2 separate regions of the Homo sapiens genome follow, and region 2 is linked to region 1. Evidence: chromatin loops called from intact Hi-C (ENCODE). Cell type or tissue: mammary epithelial cell. All regions are shown on one strand.

Region 1 (8,000 bases):
CACCTACCTCGGCCTCCTGAGTAACTGGTTCTACAGGTGTGTGCCACCATACCCAGCTATTTTCTTTTTGTATTTTTTGTAGAGACGGGGTTTCACCATGTTGCCCAGGCTGGTCTCAAACTCCTGACCTCAGTGATCTGTCCGCCTTGGCCTCCCAAAGTGCTGGGATTACAGGCATGAACCACTGTGCCTGGCCTGTGTTTTATGACTTGTCTGCGCCTCAGTTTTCTTACTGGCAAAATAGGAATAGTAGTACTCACTTCATAGACTTTTTTTTTTAATTAGCATCTAATTTATTTTCACTGGCAAAAAAATGTATATATTTATCATATACAACATGTTGTTTTGAAATATGTATACATTATGGAATGGCTAAATGCAGCTGATTAACATATGCATACCTCACATACTGTTTTTTGTATTGAGAACACTTTAGAATCGACTTTCTTAGTTATTTTCAAGAATACAGTACATTGTTATTAACTATAGTCACCATGCTAACTTATTTTTTTTTGAGACAAGGTCTCGCTCTGTCGCCCAGGCTGGGGTGCAGCAGCATGATCCTGGCTCACTGCAACCTCTGCCTCCCATGCTTAAGTTGGTATTACAGGTACGTGCCACCAGACTCAGCTAATTTTTATTTATTTATTTATTTATTTATTTATTTATTTATTTATTTATTGTAATTTTAGTGGAGACAGAGTTTTGCCATGTTGGCCAGGCTGGTCTCAAACTCCTGACCTCAAGTGATCCACCCACCCCAGCCTCCCAAAGTGCTGGGATTACAGGCCACTGCACCCAGCCAATCACTGTGCTGTATCTCCTGATAGATCTCTTGAACTTATTCCTCCTATCTATTGATAGGATTTTATGAGGAATAAATTATCAGTATAAGTGAAGGGCAAAACAGTGCCTGGAATAGTCAGGGCTCAATAAATATTAGCCATTGTAACTATACCCCTTGCCAACCTTGACCAGTTTTCTTCTCAGGTTCCCTTGGCTCTGACAGTGACGTGACTAGTTGCTGATGACCTAGGTTCAGAATCTTGGAGTCAATCTTGACTCATCCCTTATCTCGCTTAGAGGGCAGAGCTGGGTTTGAATTCTGGGACTGCTGCTTACTATTAATACTTGTGCGACCTGGGCAAGGTAACTAAGCTCCCTGAGCTTCATGTTCCTCATTGGTAAAATAAAGATGTTGTAACTTTCACTGTAGGGTTGTTATAATAATTTAATGATAGTATTTGTAGGTGAATGGTTCGATGCCTGATGCTAAATAAATGGTACTTGTTATCATTATCATCCTGTATATCATTAGGAACTGACACCTATATATTTTTCCCTTTACATGTCCTTGTATCCATCTCTTCTTTTTTATTTCCCTCCCACCATCCTGGACTAGGCCTTCCTCAGCCTCCCGAGTTTCTGCAGTAGCCCTCCTTCTAACTTTGCTGACCCATTTTATTCATTTTCCTCTTTCTTTTTCTCTTTCTTTCTCTACCTTTTTTTTATTTCCTCCCTCCCTCCCTCCTTTCCTTCCTTTCCTTCCTTTCTTTCCCTTTCTTCCCTTCCTTCCCTCCCTTCCTTCCTTCCCTATCTCTTTTTCTTCCTTTTTAAGAAATATTGGCCAAGTGCAGTGGCTCACACCTGTAATCCCAGCACTTTGAGAGGCCGAGGTGGGTGGATCACCTGAGGTCGGGAGTTCAAGACCAGCCTGACCAACACGGAGAAAACCTATGTCTACTAAAAATACAAAATTAGCCGGGCATGGTAGTGCATGCCTGTAATCCCAGTTACTCAGGAGGCTGAGGCAGGAGAATTGCTTGAACGCGGGAGGCGGAGGTTGCAGTGAGTCGAGATTGCGCCATTGCATTCCAGCTTGGGCAAGAAGAGCAAAACTCCGTCTTAAAAAAAAAAAAAGAAATATTAATGGGACATTGTCTCAGTGCTGGGGATATAGTAGTGAACAAGGCTGGTCGCGGTGGCTCACGCCTGTAATTCCAGCACTTTAGGAGGCTGAGGCAGGTGGATCACCTGAGGTCAGGAGTTCGAGACCACCCTGACCAATATGGTGAAACCCCGTCTCTATTAAAAATACAAAAATTAGCCGGGTATGGTGGCGTGCGCCTGCAGTCTTAGCTATTTGACTGAGACAGGAGAATTGATTGAACCCAGGAGGTGGAGGTTGCAGTGAGCAGAGATCACGCCAGTGCACTCCAGCCTGGGTGACAAAGCAATACTCTGTCTCAAAAAAAAAAAGGAGTGAACAAAAGAGGTGATGTCCCTGCCCTCAGGAAGCCACTTTGGGAGGCACTTGAGGTCCCAGCACTTGAGGTCAGGAGTTTGAGAGCAGCCTTGCCAACATGGTGAAACCCCATCTCTACTAAAGATACGAAAATTAGCAGCTGGGCACAGTGGCTTACGCCTATAATCCCAGCACTTTGGGAGGCCAAGGTGGAAGGATCACGAGGCCAAGAGATCGAGACCATCCTGGCCAACATGGTGAAACCTCATCTCTACTAAAAATACAAAAATTAGCCGGGCATGGTAGCGCATGCCTGTAATCCCAGTTACTTAGGAGGCTGAGGCAGGAGAATCACTTGAACCCGAGAGGCGGAGGTTGCAGTGAGCCGAGATTGCAACAATGCACTCCAGCCTGGGCAACAGAGCCAGACTCCGTCCCAAAAAACAACAACAACAAACACAAACAAACAAACACAAATAATAAATTTCTTCTTTTTTTTTTTTTTGAGACGGAGTCTCACTCTGTCGCCCAGGCTGGAGTGCAGCGGCGTGATCTCGGCTCACTGCAAGCTCTGCCTCCCGGGTTCATGCCATTTTCCTGCCTCAGCCTCCTGAGTAGCTGGGACTGCAGGCGCCCACCACCACGCCCGGCTAATTTTTTTGTATTTTTAGTAGAGATGGGGTTTCACTGTGTTAGCCAGAATGGTCTCTATCTCCTGACCTCTTGATCGCCCCACCTCGGCCTCCCAAAGTGCTGGGATTACAGGCGTGAGCCACTGCGCCCGGCCACAAATAATAAATTTCTTATGTTGAACATAGATTGCTTGAACAACAACAACAATAATGCCATATTTTCTCCCTACTATCTCATTTTAATCATCATAACAACCCTAAGGGTAAGTTTTGGTATTCTCATTTTACAGATGAGATTGCGCTGATTCTCTGAACTCACCCCTTGAAATGGTTGGCACCTAATTATGGGCTTGCTGTTTGCTTTCTTAAAATTTTGGTTTTAACTTCTCATTTAGATCATAGGTCCCTTAAAAGCAGAGCCCTAGTCTTCTCCTCCTTATATCTCCTTCTCCTCATATCTTGTGGCCAAGCACTGTGTGCTATACACAGTGAGTGCTTTTTAACGGGTCTGTCCGTTGGATGGATCCTGTTCTGATATGGGCCGCTTATATTGGTGGTGGTGCCATCTTGAATGCTTTCCACTCTGGGCCCAAGGATGGAGAACCTGGAGATGGTGCGGGCCACAGAAGTGAGGAGGCTAGGTCTCCACCCCAAACGGGCAGTGATTCTGCTTGTCCACTAGAGGCCGCCTTAGACCCAGTTTTAGAGAGCCGGAGAGCTACCAGATTACTCAGCCCACTCCACCCCAGGGGTCATTTCCAGCACCAAGTCTGTCTTAGAACCCAAGGCCCCACAGTCCATTATTGGTGCCTCCAGCTATGGTTTCTTCCAGTAGATCACTAGATCTCAGACATGGAATGAGCTCCAGAATAAAAGTTGCTGATGCCAGCTAGATAACAGGAGTGTTCTGGCAGGTTCCAGGTGCCCCTCAATGAGCCAAATCAACAAATGTATATGGGGCACCCAACTGAGCACCTTCTGTGTACTAGGCAGGGTGCTATACTCTGGGACTAGTTTGGTGAACAAGACCTCCCTTCTCTACTCTCCCAGCTCTTATGATCTAATGAGGTACACAGACAAATCTAAAATCAATGCATTGTGTGATAAACTGCTGACATGATTTCTCCTCCAGGGTTAGTTCTCTCTATGTCTCATTTCACTGTGAATTATCCCATGAGACACCTACTTGCTTTAGGGCAAGGAAGTAAGGCCAGAAGCAGAGAAAAGAAAATCATCCACATTTGGAGAATCACTGCAGAACCCCTCCTTTCAGGAGGTATAAGGATCTCCAGTGTCTTCTGGTAGATCTGAGGGCATCTGGGGCTGGAGTGGGTGCTGGGGACAAGGAAGTACCAGGCCACCTCGACACAGCCTTCCTGCTCTTCCTTCTCCAGGTGGCCTGGGAGCTTTGCTTGGGAAGTGAAGCAGATTCCCCAGACTTTGGGTTGTGATCTGCCTGCTTACTTTCTCACTGATTTATCTTTGCCTCTTTTTGTTTATTTATTTCTTCCTTTTTCTCAGATTATCTGTCAGTCAACATGTTTGTCAAATGAATGTGATATTCAGGGCACTCTTTTTCACTCAGAAGCATGAGGTCAAGGAAGTCACAACAGAGTTGGGGAGATAAGATACAGAGGGATAGAGACAGACTCCCGTGCAGTGCCGCATTTTTCTAAGTGCAAGTTGTGGCTGCCCGTGGCCATTTCCAGGGATAGATCCCTGGGGTCTGAGGGAGTCCGGGAAGGCTTCCTTCCTGGAGGAGCTCTCAGCCTGCCCAGTGGTGAGTTTCTGTGTGCGGGTGTTTTCAGAAAAGACAGAGAAGAGTGAAACATCCCCTCCACCCAGTTGTTCATTCCGCTGTGCCTGGACAAGGGTCTCAGAGGCCCCAGTGCTCCACATTCCTGAGAAGCAGCTTCTGAGTCAGAGCCCCAGAAACAGCTGAGGCGGCTTCAGGCTGGAGTCTTGGCTCTGTTTTCCTCCATTCTGTCCAAAAGCAACTCCCTCCGTAGCTATTTGGATGTGACCAGAAACCCAAGCAGGGCCCTGGGGTGGGAGCCTGGCTCAGCCAAAGTCTATAAAATGGATTTGTTCCCTGCATTCCCTCCAGGGCTGCAGCCGTCAGGTAAAGGTGGGTGCCCAGTGACACCTGTGCCAGAAAGCCCAAGGGGCAGGGGAGACTCACCCTGTGCCTACAAGTTACAGCCCCCAATGCAGCTATTATTGGGTTGCCTCCGGGAAGGGGGTCGTAATTAGGATTTGGCTTAAGTTAAGACAGCAGCATTCCCTGGGCAATCTGCCAGCACCTCCTCACTGCCTGGGCGTGGGGCCCAGGACATGCCAGGGCAATGCCAGAGAGCTGACTCAGGGGGCGGCATTAGGGGAACAGAAAAACCCTTCCCACCCGCCAGCCAAGAGAGGAGATGAAGCTGCCTGGGGGCCCGCTGTGATGGCCCTGCATGCCCAGACCACTAGCAGGCTGTGTATGGGGTCACTTCTCAGGCCACAGAGCCATGAAGCCCCATATTTCCTGGGGCCATCAGCAGAAGGCCAGGGCTCCCCATTCATTCTCTGAGTTCCTTTCTTCCTGCAAAGACCTCTAGCTATGCAGGTCTAGGTTCCCCAAACCCCTTTCTACATTGATGCAGGCCCTGCCATTGCCACTTTCTTAAGACTGTGACCTTGGGCAAGTCACTTACCTGGGTGAGACTTAGATTCCTTATATTTAAGATGCGATGAAGAATATCTGCTTGCCTCATAGGGCTGCAGTAAGGATCAAATGAGATAATGTCTATGAAGGTATCTTGTATATTATAAAGCACATTTATAATAAGGGTATTATTGTTGTCATCATTATTCCTGAGACAGAAATTATAGCCTCTGGCTCCTGAAGCTCAAAGTCCTCCTCTTTGCCTCCTTTATTCTGACAAGTTGCTCTGAAACCCAATGCCATAATCTTAAACCAGTCTTGAGCCTCGGAAGCATTGACACCCGCTCTTCTGCCTGGTGCTATGGTGCCAGCTCCGGGAAGCAACCCCCATCACCCTAGCTCTGTTAAACCGGTTCTTTCTCTTCTAATCAGACTCCTCCAGTCCAGTTTGCCTGCAATGATGACAAAGAAACCTAAAATAGCACAGGCTCTGCAAACACTGCTAGAAACTGAGCTTGGGGCATAAGGTGCTGTCTGTCACCCATGGGCCCGTCTGGGCATCCCAGCCAGGTGCAGCCCTCTGCCCTCCAGGGTCTGGCCTATCTTCCTTTATGCAGCCCCAGGATGACAGTTCCTCCTGTCAGCACTTTGTGTGGCTGAATTGGATGACTACCTAGAAAGCTGGCTTGGCTAGAGGTGCCAGAGGAGGGGGCTTACTGCTCCCTCGACCAGGTCCTCACCCCTGCGCTCTTGGGAACTTCCCTCGTGCCAAGAGGCCAGGTGAGCTGAGCTAATATCACAGGGAACAGCAGCTGCAACTGTGGCCCCAGGGAAGGTTGTGGACTGGGTACCGGAAAACCCTGATTCTGAGGACCCTGTGACGAGCAGGCCCTGGCTTGTCATTGTGACTACAGAACCAGTTTAGTGTGCAGCTGCTGGAGTGCCTGCCTGTGGGCCACTGGGCCTAGCTAGGCTCTGGGATTTCCCATGGGGCCTTCATATGACTTACCCTGGTGGGTGTGGTGGCTGCCAAGGCCTGATTCAAATGAGGAAGCTTGCAGCAGGGAGCCACGGGCATTTCTTGCCGCTCTAGCAGAACACTCATCATTGCCTAGTCCTTCTCTAATTGACCCGATGTTAAGTCGCCATTTGCATGTGGCACGAGTCTCTACCTTTAGAACTTTCTCATCCAGCTCTTTTGTTTTCTTTTCTTTCCTTCTTTCTTTCTCTTTTTCTTTTCTTTTCCTTTCCTTCCCTTCCCTTCCCTCCCCTTCCCTTCCCCTCCCCTCCCCTCCCTTCTCCTCCCCTTCCCTCCCTTCTCCTCCCCTTCCCTTCCCTTCCCTTCCCTTCCCTTTTCTTTGTCTCATCATCTCCCTCTGTCGCCCCAACTGGAATGCAGTGGCGTGATCTTGGCTCACTGCAACCTCCACTTCCCAGGCCCAAGTGATTCTTGTGATTCTCCTCAGCCTCCTGAGGAGCTGGGATTACAGGCACACGCCACCATGCCTGACTAATTTTTTGTATTTTTAGTAGAGACAGGGTTTCACCATGTTGGCCAGGCTGGTCTTGAACTCCTGACCTCAAATGATCCTCCTGCTTTGTCCTCCCAAAGTGCTGGGATTACAGATGTGAGCCACCACGCCTGGCCTCATCCAGCTCTTTCTTTTTTTTTTTTTTTTTTTTGAGACAGAGTCTCACTCTGTTGCCCAGGCTGGAGTGCAGTGGCCTGATGATCTTGGCTCACTGCAATCTCCTTCTCCCAGGCTCAAGCGATTCTCATGCTTCAGCCTCTTGAGTAGCTAGGACTACAGGTGCCTACCACCACACCCAGCTAATATTTGTATTTTTTGGTAAAAGCGGCCAGGCTGGTCTTGAACTCCTGACCTCAGATGATCCACCCACCTCGGGCTCCCAAATTGCTGGGATTACTGGTGTGAGCCACCGCACCTGGCCATCCTCCAGCTTTTTCTAAAACACCTTCTTTAGTACGTGTGTTCCTTTGCTGGGTGGTTACTATAAGAAAGACAGATGAAGTATTAGCTTATGTCAGAATCCCAAACTGATGGTCTGTTGGTCAAATGTAGACCCCAGACCTGATTTTGTTAACATGTACTGTTTTAATTGGGAAAATTTAACATTAAAAAATCCAGGTTTCAGCTGGGCATAGTGGCTCATACCTGCACTTCCAGCACTTTGGGAGGCCGAGGCAGAAATATCGCTTGAGGTGAGGAGTTCAAGACCAGCCTGGGCAACATAGCAAGACCCCACCTCTACCAAAAAAAAAAAAATTAGCCAAGTGCAGTAGTGCGTGCCTATAATTCTAGCTACTTGGGAGGAGCATCCCTTGAGCCAGGAAGTCGAGGCTGCAGTGAGCTGTGATTGTGCCACTACACTCCAGCCTTCGTGACAGAATGAGACCCTGTCTCTAACAAAACCAAAATCAAAACAAAACAAACCCAGATTTCAAATATCTTAA
Region 2 (8,000 bases), 150 kb after region 1:
TTTTCACACAAAAAAATTGCAACCTCTGGCACAAATGGGTTAAAAATACTATGTGGACCAAACAAAAACCATCCTTGCCCCAAATTCTACACAAAATCCACTAATTTGCAGCTCTTGGCCTAGATCACTGTTTCCTACATATGTCCTAGAAATCCTAATTCTGTCATATATTAATAGGTGCTAAGAAATAAGGAATTCTTGGTCACATGAATTTGGAAAATGATGGATTAAACAAAACTGAACACATTTCCTGACTGAAGGTTATCATAGATCCTCAATTATGCTAATGTGCCTTGTAAATTCCTAAGAAGATATAGCCCATTACCCCACAGTTACAGTTAGGTCACCATCTCCACTTGCTTCCCCCACCACCCCCCTTGTCTAGGGTAAGAGTGGCTTTCCTCCTGGTAAAGGTTAGTCTCTGTATCTCTCTCCAGATTCTTACCCTGTCTCTTCAGGGATCTGACTTCAGAAGAAATCTATTTCCTGCCTCTTGTCCTGTAGCCTATCAGTATGCTTGGTTTTCTCCAGTTTAAAAAAAATGACGACCTTTTCTTATACCATACACAAAAATTGACTCCAAATGGATCACAGACCTAACTATAAGAGCTAAAACTATAAAATTCTTAGAATAAAACATGGGAGTAAATCTTCATGATCTCAGGTTAGATGAAGCCTTCTTAAGTGTTACACCAAAAGCACAAGTAGCAAAAGACAAAACAAAACAACAGGAAAAAAGCACAAGCAACCAAAATCACAAACAACAAAAGAAGACAAGCTGGGCTGCAATCCCAGCACTTTGGGAGGCCCCGCAGGCAGATTACTTGAGCCCAGAAGTTCGAGATCAGCCTGGTCACCATGGTGAAACCCTGTCTCTACAAAAAATACTAAAAATTAGCCGAGTGTGGCCCGGCACGGTGGCTCATGCCTGTAATCCCAGCACTTTGGGAGGCCGAGGCGGGCGGATCACCTGTGGTCAGGAGTTCCAGACCAGCCTGACCAACGTGGAGAAACCCAGTCTCTGCTAAAAATACAAAATTAGCCAGGCGTGGTGGTGCGTGCCTGTAATCCCAGCTACTTGGGAGGCTGAGGCAGGAGAATCACTTGAACCTGGGAGGCAGAGGTTGCAGTGAACCAAGATCACGCCATTGCACTCCAACCTGGGCAACAAGAGCAAAACTCCATCTCAAAAAAAAAAAAAAAAAAAAAAAAAAAAGCCGGGTGTGGTTGTATACACCTGTACTTCCAGCTACTCAGGGGGCTGAGGTGGGAGGATCACCTGAGCCTGAAGAGGTAGAGGCTGTGGTGAGCTGTGATCATGCCACTGCACTCTAGTCTGGGCAACAGAGACTCTGTTTCAGAATAAAAAAAAAAAAAAAAAAAAGAAAAAGGAAAAGACAAGCTATATTTTAGTCTTAAATTGGCCTTTATCAAAATTAAAAGCTTGTGCTGCAAAGGACACTATCAAGAAAGGGAAAGACAACCCACAGACTGGGAAAAATATTTGCAAAAGATAAATAACTCAAAATATTGGCAAGGGGCCAGGCACAGTGGCTCATGCCTATAATCCCAGCACTTTGGGAGGCCGAAGCAGGCAGATTACCTGAGGTCAGGAGTTTGAGACCAGCCTGGCCAACATGATGAAACCCTGTCTCTACCAAAAAAATACAAAAATTAGCCAGGCATGGTGGCTCATGCCTGTAGTCCCAGCTACTTGGGAGGCTGAAGCAGGAGAATCGCTTGAACCCGGGAGGCGGAGGTTGCAGTGAGCCCAGATTGCACCACTGTACTCCGGCCTGGGTAACAAAGTAAGTCTCGGTCTCAAAAAAAAAAATATATATATATATATATATATTGGCAAGGTATCTGAATAGACATTTCTCAAAAGTAGATATATAAATGGTCAATACACCCATAAAAAGATGCTCAGCATCATTAGCCATCAGGTCAAAACCACAATGAGATACCGCTTCAGTAGGAGGGCTGTAATTAAAAAGATAATAACAAGTGTTGCCAGGGATATTGAGAAGTTGGAACCCTCTCATGTAGCTGCTGCGAATGTTAAATGGTTTAGCCTCTTTGGAAAATAGTCTGGCATTTCCTCAAATGGTTAAACATAGAGATACCATATGACCCAGCAATTGAATACCTAGGTTTATAACCAAGAGAAATGAAAACATGTTCATACAAAACCTTGTACACTAATGTTTATAGCAGCATTATTCATAATAGCCCAAAAATGAAAACAACTCAGGTGCCCATCAACTGATGAATGGACAAAATGTGATGTAACCATACAATGAAATATGATTTGGCAATAAAAAGAAATGAAGTACTGATACATAGCACAGATGAAAGAAGCTAGTCACTAAAGAGCACATCTTATGTGATTCTATTTATATCAGATATTTAGAATAAGTAAATCTGTAGAGAGAAAGTAGATTAGTGTTTACCTAAGATTAGGTGGTGGTGAGGAAGGGTTAGGGCTAAATGGGGGTGGTGTTGACTGCTAATAGTTACTAGGTCTCTTTCTGGAGTGATGAAAATGTTCACAAATCAATTGTCATGGTTGCACAACTCTGTGACTGTCTTAACGACACCATTAACCTCTCTGTGGCAGTTGACACTATTGACTGTTCCTGAAATTCTTCTGGCTTTTATGACAGAGTTCTATTGATCCCCCTGCCCCTATCTCTGATATTTTCTTTCCAGCTTTTTTCACCAGCTTGTTCTTCCACCAGCTACTTATCTGTTGGTGGTGTTGGGTCGTGATTTCATTCATTATCCATGGCTTTTAGAACGTCTGAGTTGCCTGTTACTTGTGAATCAATTTTTCTAGTCCCGGTAAGTGAACTGAGGAACCATCTTTTCAGTTGCTTATTGGACAACTCCCTCTGAATATCCCAGTGCTAATTACTTTCCCTCTCAGAGCTGGTTTTCTTCCTATGTTACCAATTGACCCAGTCACTTGAGCCAGGGGCTGGGAGCCATCCTAGATTTCTGTCTCACCCTCCACATGGAGTGTCATGTGGCTGCCTTTTTTACACCTGCCCTCTCATCTCCATTCACACTGCTGCTGCTTCTGCTACAGTTAATCTGTAGTTTATCTTTCACTAAGACTGTAAGCTCCATGAGATCTGGGGCCATGTGTGTTTTCTTCATCACTGTCTGTAATGCTTGGTACATTGCATGTTATGTAAGTAATATTTGTTGATTGAATAAATGAATTCACAAATGAACTTGTCTTCCGAGTTTTCTTCGCTCTGATCCATTCTTGCTGCTGAATTTTTCTGTTTGAAATGCAGACCTAACAATGTCTTTTACTTAGAATAATTAAATAATTCCCCATTGCTTAGAGGATAAGTCTATTGCATTGCATACAAGGCCCTCCATGATGTGGCCCCTTTCTGCTTTTCCAATTTCCTGTCCTCTCCACATCTCCTCTCTACCCAGTACCCCATTTTCCAGCTATGTTTCCTGAGCTGGCCATGCTTTCCCATATCTTGCCCTATTAACTAGAAAGCCCTCCTTTTTACCTTGAATTCCATTACTTCTGGAGAACTCTTATTCTGCCTTCCTAGAGTTTCTCTTCCTCTGTGAAACTTCCTGTACCTCACCTACGCAGAGCAGAAACTTGGTTGTAACTCTACTAGAGCATGCATTACACTGCATTGCCTTATTTGTTTAAGCATTTGTCAACGAACAACAAGGACTGAGTCTCACTTTTGTATCCCCATCACACAGTGACAGACACAGTGCCTCCCACATGGGAAGTACTCATTAAGTGCTTGATTAAATGAATAAGTTGGAAATCAGAGTAGATTAGAGAGTTTTAGTTTTTCTGGATGTGGCCTCTTAAACACTGAACTCTGGCTGGCCATCTGTGAATGATGTACAAAGGATATCAGTGAGGGGTGGATGGATCACAAGTTCATCACCACCCCAGAAAAACAATCAAAAGCATTGCTGATGATGGGTCACTTACATTATTATTATCCTTGTATGACTGAGGCCTGGTACTGGGCACAGCTGCAATCAGAATGGTTGTTCAGTATAATGGATTGATCAGGCTAACTGTTATGCCATGACATTGATTTGAGCCACAGTAAGTACAGGCAAATGGGTACACATTCTTAAGTCTGGTCACAATCAGTTGGTCACAACCTATTGTCTAAATACATTAAGAACATCTTCCTACCACATTTTTAATGTAATGTTCTTTAGTTACGACTTACATTGTACAAATAAGTAACACAAGTCTTCTCAGCTTTGTTTTGTCTTTCTGTTTTCTTGTACTTAGTCTAGCTAAGGGAGACATCTACATTAACATATTTTTTAGTCTAGGTAGTGACTTGAACCAGCCAACCTTTTTTTTCTTTCTTTTTTTTTTTTTGCTGGAAAGAAACCAAATCTCTCTACATTACCAAACCAAATCGAGTAGATTGTGATGAAAGGAGTAATAATAACAACAGCAGAAGACAAAAGGCCTCTCACATAGAATTTTGAACTAAAGTCACATATTGAACAAAGGATATTTAAATTAACTACTGAACAAAGTAAGAGCTCTTCAAAAGAAACAGAGCTCCCTGCCAAGCCCCCTAAAAATGCCCCCAGGCCTCTTATTCATTCACTACCATTATTTCAGTTTATATCTAAAGATGTTTTATTTCTTATCTCATTCTCTTCCCACCACCTAGTGGACACATAGTTGGCACTTACTGCTTGTTTATTGAATTGAATGGAATCTAGCCCCAAGAGTTAAAAGCTATTCTCTGAAGAAGAAAATAAAAGAGAAATAATTTTGTCAGTGAATAGAAATAACAAGTCTGAGTTTCTCTCGGCAATGGAATAAAGTTAGGAAGGGATAACACGTACAGTTGGCTCTCTGTATCTGTGGGTTCCACACTTCTGCATTTAGCCAACTGCGGATTGAAAATATTCAGAAAACAAGGATAGTTGCATCTGTGTTGAACATGTACAGATTTTTTCCTTGTCTTTATTCCCTAAACAATACAGTATAACAACTATGTACATAGCATTTATATTATATTAGGTATTATAAATAATCCAGAGATAATTTAAAGTATGTGGGAGGATGTGTGTAAGTTATATTCAAATACTATGCTGTTTTATATAAGAGACAAGCATCTGTGGGTTTTGGTATTTGAAGGGGGTCATGGAACCAATTCTCCATAGATACCAAGAGACATGACTATATTTATTATAAAGTTAGATTACTCCAAAAGGGTTGTTTTTAAATACTGACCCAGAGAAAGCTAATTAGACTATAACTAAGATCTGTTTGTTCTTTTCTCTGTTTTTGTTTTTGTTTTTTGTTTTTTTTAGACGGAGTTTTGCTTTTGTCGCCCAGGCTGGAGTGCCATGGCACGATCTCGGCTCACTGCAACCTCTGCCTCCCAGGTTCAAGTGATTCTCCTGTCTCACCCTCCCGAGTAGCTGGGATTACAGGCGCCCACCATCACGCCCGGCCAATTTTTATATATTTAGTAGAGACAGGGTTTCACCATGTTGGCCAGTCTGGTCTCAAACTTCTGATCTCAGGTGATCCACCCGCCTTGGCCTCCCAAAGTGCTGGATTACAGGCGTGAGCCACCGTGCCCAGCCACTCTGTTTTTTTTTAACCCTTTAATCCATAGGACTTTTTTCAGAAGGAATAAGATCTATTTTAAGGCATAAAAAAAATGAGGCATCAGACAGATGTGGTGGCATGCACCCGTATTCCCAGCTACTTGGGAGGCTGAGGTGGGAGGATTCCTTGACCCCAGCAGTTTGAGTCCAGCCTGGGCAATATAGCAAGACCCCATCTTAAAAAAAAAAAAGTAAAAAAGAAGCATTTGTTGATTCTTACTGACCTGTTTGCAAAGTTGTAGTCTACATTGGGAATCATATTTCTCCATACTAAGTTGACCTCGAAGAATAACATTTTCCCACCAGCTATGAAGATTCCTGTTAGTTAACAAAAGACATTTTGTGAATTAATCCCTTTCTTGTTTGTTCTACTTTTTTTCTTTTTCTTTTTTTTTTTTCTTTTGAGATGGAGTCTCGCTCTGTCACCCAGGCTGGAGTGCAGTGGCCCGATCTTGGCTCACTGCAAGCTCTGCCTCCCGGGTTCGCGCCATTCTCCTGCCTCAGCCTCCCGAGTAGCTGGGACTACAGGCGCCCGCCACCACGCCCGGCTAATTTTTTGTATTTTTAGTCGAGACGGGGTTTCACCGTGTTAGCCACGATGGTCTCCATCTCCTGACCTTGTGATCTACCCACCTCCTGACCTTGTGATCTACCCACTTACGCCTGGGATTACAGGCGTAAGCCACCACGGCTGACTGTTCTACTCTATTTTTATTTGGAAAAGATGGGTGCTATGGAAATTTTCTGTTTTGATGGTGACAGGAGAGTACAGGAAAATGCATTTTCTGTCATCAATGGGTTAATGGCTTAAAAATTAAAGATTTGTCTTTGGTTCTCCTAGACAGGCTTTGCCAGTTGTTCTCAAATAGGACATACCTTTCTGCTTCTGTAGATCTTTACAAAGTGGTTCTTTGGAAGTTCTCGACTTGTTATTTTGGTGATAGAACACTAAATTGTAAAGATCTAGAACAGAGGATGACAATCTTTGAATAAATGGGCAGGTCAAGGTAACATAATCCTCTCTGCCTTCACTTAGCATACAAAGTCCTGAACTAACTGAACTTTCCTTTCTAGCCTCATTTCCTCTGCTGAAGCCACACCAGCGTGTCTTTCTAGTCCTGGCCTCCTTGTACTCGCATATCTGACTGAACCTTCTTTGCCTGTGCTCTTCTCTTTGTTTGGGCTGTCTGATTCTTCTCTACTGGGCAGCTTCTCCTTTCCAGGCCTGGCTCCTTTTTTCTAAAAGACCACATAGGAAAGGAATAAATGAAGGTTATAGTAGCTGTGTGAAGAATGAATTGGAAGAGTCTGGAGCAACAAGACCAGTTTTAGGATACAGTGAGGGTCTCATGGATCTGTGCTGCCTGATATGGTAGCCACTAGCCGTAGGTGGCAATTAAAATGAAATAAAGGTAAAAATTCAGTTCTTCAGTTATACTGGCCACATTTCTTTGTTTCTTTTTCTTTTCTTTTCTTTTTTTTTTTTTTTTGAGACGGAGTCTCGCTCTGTCGCCTAGGCTGGAGTGCAGTGGTGCGATCTCAGTTCACTGCAACCTCCTCCTCCCAGGTTCAAGCAATTTTCCTGCCTCAGCCTCCCAAGTAGCTGGGATTACAGGTGCCTGCCACACCCCTGGCTAATTTTTGTATTTTTAGTAGAGACGGGGTTTCGCCATGTTGGCCAGGGTGGTCTCGAATTCCTGATATCAGGTGTTCCACCCGCCTTGACCTTCCAAAGTGCTGGGATTACAGGCATGAGCTATTGCACCTGGCCTATGCTGGGAACATTCCAAGTGGTCAATACTCACAGGTGGCTAATGGGTACTGTATTGGGCGGCACAGATTAAATAGAATATTTCCATCATAAAAGAAAATTATTTGGACAGCACTGCCAAAAATCAATTCCCCAAGAAAAAATGGCATTCATTCTATATAGTCATGTTTTATGTGTTGTACCTTAAAAACAGTGCCGTTCGTTGTCCCTAATCTAATTCTAGCCAGAGTGTATTGAGCAATCATGGATACTATTGCTTCAAGTATGAATGCAGCTTAGAATAACAAAATCACATTTAGTGTTTATCACTTAAGTATTCAAAAATAGCATTTAAATAAATGCCCTTGAATATATTTTTAATTATCCATTTATCTTTCCTTACCTACTCCTACTCTTACAAAGAGGCATCAATTAATTACATGCCATTCAGTTTTTAGTAATTACCTCTACTGAGGTCAGAATATATGCTATTTACAAAACTGTTTTAATGTTTTTGCCTGGTGTAGCCATGATTGCTTTATCTTTGGATAATAACTGTTTGCCATATATCAGCCTTCTAGCATTGCTACCTTTGAAGGCT

The links. Peaks named below come from ENCODE experiments on the same cell type or tissue, not always from the same donor. Only the 100,000 strongest peaks of a DNase experiment are listed, where the experiment ranks them.
Region 2: it touches region 1 in a loop (12-fold over the local background); 13 of 110 quality-filtered maps call a loop at or near these places.

What each region holds. Positions count from the first base shown.
Region 1 is chr10:73,882,694-73,890,693 of GRCh38, forward strand. LOC124902454 (a long non-coding RNA gene) reads right to left here and starts at 6,770. Exons shown (of 2, transcript XR_007062196.1): 1 at 6,534-6,770; 2 at 5,769-5,976. RefSeq lists enhancers at 3,452-3,561, 4,493-5,692, 4,856-5,574, 5,721-6,679, 6,136-6,215. In mammary epithelial cell, a CTCF peak has its summit at 3,557 (motif pointing right); DNase peaks (open chromatin) are centred at 4,858, 5,208, 5,998, 6,468 and 2 weaker places; H3K27ac peaks cover 4,183 bases.
Region 2 is chr10:74,030,877-74,038,876 of GRCh38, forward strand. All of the region lies in intron 1 of VCL (vinculin), which reads left to right. It overlaps LOC124902455 (a long non-coding RNA gene), which reads left to right. Exons shown (of 2, transcript XR_007062197.1): 2 at 1-3,239. Among named protein-coding and RNA genes, the nearest start is that of VCL, 37 kb to the left of the region's middle. RefSeq lists an enhancer at 3,821-3,950. In mammary epithelial cell, a CTCF peak has its summit at 4,711 (motif pointing left); a DNase peak (open chromatin) is centred at 2,235.